Regions from separate parts of the Homo sapiens genome. Here region 2 is linked to region 1. A link is a contact called in ENCODE Hi-C or POLR2A ChIA-PET data. All regions are on one chromosome and are shown on one strand. The core of a region is the stretch at or near the end of the contact, and the rest is flanking DNA. Distances in the headings are between cores, read along the strand shown.

Region 1 (3,410 bases), core at 451-2,950:
CAGCTACCTTTGAAGAGTCATCCACTAGGAGAGAACAAAGGTCCCCATATAACCTTGTCAGGAAGGTGGATGAGGGTAGAATGGCCACCCAGAATTATCCCAAGAAAATCTCATCACAATTTCACCTCCCTCTCACCCTTTTAACTTCTTTGTTCCACCTTTTGCACCTAGAGAACTTGGAAAAAAATGGTATCCTAAAAGATTAAAAAGTCTTCTTGCTTTAAAAAATGACCCCTGCAGGAGCTTTTTAGGAACATAAAACCAAAAACTGCTATCAAAATCATTTTAACCCTTTTATTACACATCCACATCCACCTACCTGGCTCCTGTGACAAGAATCATAACAGATACACAAGCATTTAATTTTATCACACAGATGCAGACACAAAGGAAAATGCATGCTCAACTATTTTGTATGTAAGAAGACACAAAAGCAAATGATTAGCCTGCTAACTTTGACAATGGTGTGATGAATAATACTTCTTTAATAGTGTGGTACCAAACTTTGTTTTCGAATCAGAAAGATGGCAAGATCTCAAAAAGAACTGCACCCTACCAGCTTTTTCTATGCAGTAAGGATTATGGTTCTGTTGCTTATAAAGAGCCCTCTTTAGGAACCATTATAACAGGGCAAGGGCTGGCCAGCTTTTTCTATAAAGGGACAGATTGAAAATATTTTAGATTTTGCGGACTGCGTGAACTCTGTTGCAGCTACTCAACTCTGCCATTGTGGAATGAAATATGTAAACAAATTAGTGTGGCTGTGTTCCAATAAAACTTTAGTTTTAAAAAGGGTGTGATGGGATGCTGATGGAAGGGTCTGGATTTGGCCTGTGGACTGTAGTTTTCCAACCCCTGCTATAGAAAAAAACATTTGGTAGAGATACAAACGCATTGAGATCTATAGATAATCCTCAAACTTATTTTAGGTCTTAGTTTCCATCTCTTTTCACATATATAAGCTTATGGAATATGACAAGTAGCCAACTTGATTTGTGTTTTCAAAGCGAGCCCCAGATAAGATCTAGAATATAAATGATGCACAAACTAGACTCTTAGCTCTGCTTGTCTATAATATAAATGACTTTGCATTTGATGTCATTCCAGAACCAAGAAGATATACCAAAAGCACATAAAATAGAAAGGCCATTCTACTGAAGCCCCATGAACTTGTTGCAATGGTTGAAAGTTATTTTAAGGCATCATGCTTCAATTAAAACATATATATATATATATATATATATATATATATATGTATGTGCGCATGCACGTGTGTAATTTTTTACTATCTAGACATCTAGGGTTAATAGCAAAAACAATAAACATCTGTTTTATGTCTCCCAAATGAGAGTTTTATCAAATGTAAAACAGCCTCACTGGCTTATCTCCCAATCCACTATCCTTAGGTCTTCATCGAGTTCACACCAATTAAAAACAATTTGGTTTTTAAGTGGTGCTGTCCTTTGGCAGTCATCTTAATTTCTCTAGTGCATACAGTGTATAATATAATATAGTCTCTTTTGTTGAAGGCAGGAGATTATGTTTCAAAAGAAAAATATCTGATAGTGCAAATGGACAAATGAATAATAACTGTTTTTCATAGGAGGCTTTTCCCCAAGTCCCTAGATCTCCCAGCTCTGTATTTACTATCTTGAGTTTTCTGGCCACAAGTGGGAGGAAGCGAGGTCAGTGAGAGGGCAGGCAAGTGAGTTAGGAGGTTTAATTCTAATGTTTAGAAGTCTCATCTCGAACAGCACTTGCTGAGCTAGAAGCTTTAAAGAGGGACCTTTAAAATAGAGGGAAATTTTTTTTTGTTTTTAAATCAGTACATTAATCACTTTCATGTAAAAATGGACAATAAAAAGGTTAAAATTTGGGAAGTTTAAAAATTCTTCTTGTCGGCCGGGCACTCACGCCTGGGATCCCAGCACTTTGGGAGGCCAACGCAGGCAGATCACCTGAGGTCAGGAGTCTGAGACCAGCCTGGCCAACATGGTGAAGCCCTGTCTCTATAAAGATACAAAAATTAGCCGGGCATGGTGGCAGGCACCTGTAATCCCAGCTACTCGGGAGGCTGAGGCAGGAGAATTGCTTGGGCCCGGGAGGTGGAGGTTGCAGTGAGCCAAGATCGTGCCACCGCACTCCAGCCTGGGTGACAGAGTGAGACTCCGGCTTGAAAAAAAAAAAAACTCTTTTTGTTAGCAACACTACTGTTGGATGAATGAAGAATGGTTTGACAAATTATTTCTTTAAAAGATGGGTGTAAACTTCACAAGTAACTGATATGAATTCTGTATTTAGTCTTTCCTTCTCAGGAAATTAAAACAACAACAAACCACACCTGGCAAATGAATGATTAATGCTTCTGGCTGGCCTTCTATTTGCAAGCTTAATTGTTCCTTTCATTAAGAAAAAAATATATTCTTTAATTAGAGTAATTACCATAGTCTCTTTTATGAAATAGAAAACAGTGACAATAAAATTCACTTATAAAATCCCTAAATGGTTTAAAAGTTCATTAGTGACTAGTATAGAGTTAGAAGCATGCACTGAAATAATAAAAATAATCACTTTATTAATATACTGATAAACAAAAACAACTTACTCTTGGTTGATTAGTCTCGTGTCACCACAGATATTAGCTAGCACTAGCCTCTAGGTGTATGTCTACATGGCCTGTAACTAACATATTTGATATGGTTTGGTTCTGTGCTCCTACCCAAATCTCATCTTGTAGCTCTCATAATTCCCATGTGTTGTGGGAGGGACCTGATGGGAGATGATTGAATCATGGGGGCGGGTCTTTCCTGTGCTGTTCTCATGACAGTGAATGTGTCTCATGAGATCTGATGGTTTTAAAAGTGGGAGTTTCTCTGCACGAGCTCTCTTTTTTGCCTGCCGCTATCCATGTAAGATGTGACTTGCTCCTCCTTGCCTTCCACCATGATTGTGAGGCCTCCCCAGCCACATGGAACTGTAAGTCCAATTAAACCTCTTTCTTTTGTAAATTGCCCAGTCTCAGAGATGTCTTTTCAGCAATGTGAAAATGGAGTAATACAATGTGAAAATTAACTTTTCCTTTTATCCTATTACTTTCCTCTCTCTTCCTTTCTCATATATGTTTGTTTTAAAAATCATTGGGATTATTAAAAATAAAAACAGCTTTATAGGTGTCTTATTTTGATGCTATCACTAGTTTCATGCCCTAATTTAAAAATGCAAATTGAAACATGCAGGAAGTCTCATTAAAAATACTCAATTTAGGTATAGGTTTTCAATCTTATTACATTTCAAGCCATGAGCCAATAGAGGTTGTGGATTTCTCTTTACCTGTTTGATTTGGTGTATGTTTGTGTATGTGAGTGGTGGCATGACAGTAGGGTGAGAAAAGAGAAGGGAATAAACTGAAT
Region 2 (3,410 bases), core at 471-2,970, 280 kb before region 1:
TGGCTAAGTGATCAGGGCTGTTGCCATCCTGCAGTTCTGTCATCTTGGAGTTTGTTCTTGGAGTATGAGGAAGAGGGAGAGAAAACATGCGGCTCTCCCTGGGTGAAGGGGTGAGATCTGAAGTTTCCCAGTTCTTCTCTGTGCTGAGATAATTGGCTTCTATAGCAATGAAATCATGACACTGTCTCCAGTAACATCCTTGTTAATCACCTGAGAGGACTGTGCCTGACAATCACTTTGCTGTTTTTTTGTTTATTTAATAAACATTCATGGAGTGCTTGTGTGCAAAGCATTGGGTTGAAAAGTTGATTCAATGCAGCAATTTGTTCCAAGGAATCATCTGAATTGTGTTGTATCTATTAACCATCATTTCTTTATCTGGGACACAGCTAGCCCACATGAAGTCTTTATGCAAATTAGAAACGGGCACCCCTTCCTCAATACATTTTACTTCCATTTGTCAGAAAATTGTCATGCTGATTTTATTAAAACAATGCCCTTTGCTGTTGTCCCCAAAACATTGTCAAAATGAATATACAACCTAACAATGTCTTTGAAGTGAACAGTGCCCTCTTAGATGTGTCACTCTTGTGCAGTATGCAACCTGCACAACTGTATGTGACAGTCTTTGCCCCCTTGCTTCCTACTATTGAATCTTTCTGGAATTTTGTAGATATTTTCAGGTAAACTTTTCTTTCAGTCTTTGTAGACACGATGATGAGGAACCGCCCCCCCTTTTTTTTTTCTCCTTTGGAGAAGACTCCTTGAGTTCTGTTATGCTACAGGAAAAATGTCACTTCTTTTCATAAGGTCAAATTCCCATTTTATTTGCTGTGGCAAATACTATCATTCATCTTAAATCTGGTTTGTTTTAAAATTGTGTTTACCTTCCTCGATTGGTCTCTCTGTTCTTTGACCATTTACTACATTTTGAAAATACAGTTATCCTGTTAAAATAGTTTGATTTTACTAAAAAAACTTTTACTCAAATAGGACCTCAATGGAATATTCTAAGGGTGATAAATTCCTGCCCAGGGGCTAAAACATTTTGACATTATTAGGAAAAAAGATTTTCTGTTTGTCTGTGTATGAAAAAGACCAACCCAATAGGCCATGCCATTATTTGTTAAATGAATAAATGAATGGATACATTGTGAAGGATATGTAGTAGTAGCTGTAAATGAATTGCTTTTTTTAAAATCTGTGTTATGATTGCATATTATCACAGAAGGACCCAAAGCTAGAAAAGCCCATTAGTATTTCTTTGAGTTAAGGATCTCTGCTAAGAATGAAAGTGCAATCATGTGTGAAGAAAGGATAGTATATTTAAAAAAATTCCAGGCCTGGTCTAATTGTGCTTTGATTACTGTCTCTAGGGAGTAATTCTTACTTCTTGGTAGGAAACCATGAGCAAGTCTGACCATTTGGTTTTGTGAAAATAAACTTTGTTTAATTTATTGACACGTTAGACATACCTGCCAAATTTTCTCATGCTTTTTCCCTGACATGTGTCTTGCCTGATGGAGTCACTGTAATGCAGTCTATGTGTTTTTAAAGAAATTATGTTTTGCTAAGGAATGTATCAAAATTGTTAAACCATGTTGCACCTTGTTCTCATTAGCCTTTGGAATGCAGCTGCCGGAACAGAAAGGGCAGGGGAGTCGGAGTGGTGGCTCTGCGTGCTCTCACCTCCTTTCCTTGCAGAGGCCCTTGGGCTCCATCGTGAGGTGCTGGGTCTCTGCCCATCCTTGGGCAGCTTTGCCAGGAGAGTACACTCGAGGAGCCCTGTAACTCCAGTCAATTGCTGCTCTGTTTAGAAAAAGCCAACAAAAAAATGAATTTTACCTCTATGTACAACCTAGCCAGCTCTGATTGCTACACTGTGTGCATAGGCATACCTTGTTCTACTGTGCTTTGCTTTATCGCACTTTGCAGATAGTGTGTTTTTTTAATGTAGGTTTGTGGTAACCCTGTGTTGAAGAATTCTGTCTGCTGTTTTTCCAATACCATGCGCTCACTTCATGTCTCTGTCACATATTGCTAATTCTCACACTGTTTCAAGCTTTTTAATTATTATGTCTGTTATGGCGATCTGTGATTAACCTTTGATGTTACTATTTAAATTCTTTTAGGGTGCCATGAGCCACGCCCGTATAAGACAGCAAACAACTGATAAATATGTGTGTGTTCTGACTACTCCACCAATCGGCCATTCTCGCATCTCTCTCCTTCTCCTTGGGCCTCCCTATTCATTGAGACACAGTATTGAAATAGGGCAAATATTTGAAATTAGGGCAAATATTTGAAAATATCTGAAAATAGGGCAAATATTTGAAATTAGTACAAATAATTGAAATTAGGGCAATTAAAGCACTTAGTGGTTTCTAAGTGCTTATGTGAAAGGAAGAGTCGCACCTCTATCACTTTAAATCAACAGCTCAAAACAATTAAGCTTAGTTAAGGGCATATTGAAAGGCAAGACAGGCTGAAAGCTAGGCCTCTTATGCCAAACAGCCAAGCTGTGAATGCAAAGGAAAAGTTCTTGAAAGAAATTCAAAGTGCTACTCCAGTGAACGCATGAATGATGAGAAAGCAAATAGCCTTATTGCTGATATGGGGAAAGTTTTAGTGATATGGAGAAAGTTTTAGCAGCCACAACATTCCCTTAAGCCAAAGCCTAACACCCAGAGCAAGGCCCTAACTCTTTTCAGTTCTGTGAAGGCTGAAAGAGGTGAGGAAGCTGCAGAGGAAATATTTGAGGCTAGCAGAAGTTGGTTCACAAGGTTTAAGGAAAGAAGCCTTCTTTACAACATAAAAGTGCAAGTTGAAGCAGGAAGTGCTGATGTAGAAGCTACAGCAAGTTATCCGGAAAATCTAGCTAAGATCACTGGTGAAGGCAGCTATTTTAAACACAACAAATTTTCAGTGTAGATGAAACAGTTATCTATTGGAAGAAGATGCCATCTAGGACTTTTATAGCTGGAGAGGAAAAGTCAATGCCTGGCTTCAAAGTTTCAGACAGGCTGACACTCTTGTTAGGGGCGAATGTAGCTGGTGACTTGATGTTGAAGCGGATGCCCATTTACCATTCTGAAAATCCTAGGACCCTTAAGAAGTATGCAAAATCTACTCTGCCTATGCCCTATAAATGGAACAGTAAAGCCTGGATGATGGCACATCTTTTTACAACATGGTTTTCTGAAGATTTTAAGCCTTCTATTGAGACCTACTGCTCAGAAAAAAGATAACTTTAAAATATTACTGTTCATTGACAATACACTTAGTCACCCAAGAGCTCTGATGGAGATGTATAAGGAGATGAATATTGTCTATCCCTGCTAACATAACATCCATTCTTCAGCCCTGGGTCAAAAAGTAATTTCAATTTTCAAGTCTTATTTTTAAGAAAT

What was found. Hi-C counts contacts between places; a loop is a spot of excess contacts on that map. ChIA-PET counts read pairs that join two places held with the same protein, here RNA polymerase II (POLR2A).
Region 2: a map of cardiac septum shows a loop between it and region 1 (1.9-fold over the local background). The contact joins two enhancer-like sites. A Hi-C loop is called at or near these places in 1 of 168 maps with a recorded cell type or tissue (cardiac septum). POLR2A ChIA-PET finds 5 or more read pairs at or near these places in 2 of 52 experiments (OCI-LY7 and activated T-cell).

The regions. Positions count from the first base shown.
Region 1 is chr9:18,701,546-18,704,955 of GRCh38, reverse strand. The region is part of intron 13 of ADAMTSL1 (ADAMTS like 1); the gene reads right to left. Among named protein-coding and RNA genes, the nearest start is that of MIR3152, 130 kb to the right of the region's middle. Within about 2 kb of position 1,700, at least 2 of the 41 ENCODE cell types and tissues checked have a DNase peak (open chromatin) inside an H3K27ac peak, as active enhancers do.
Region 2 is chr9:18,983,946-18,987,355 of GRCh38, reverse strand. All of the region lies in intron 1 of SAXO1 (stabilizer of axonemal microtubules 1), which reads left to right. Among named protein-coding and RNA genes, the nearest start is that of SAXO1, 48 kb to the left of the region's middle. Within about 2 kb of position 1,720, at least 2 of the 41 ENCODE cell types and tissues checked have a DNase peak (open chromatin) inside an H3K27ac peak, as active enhancers do.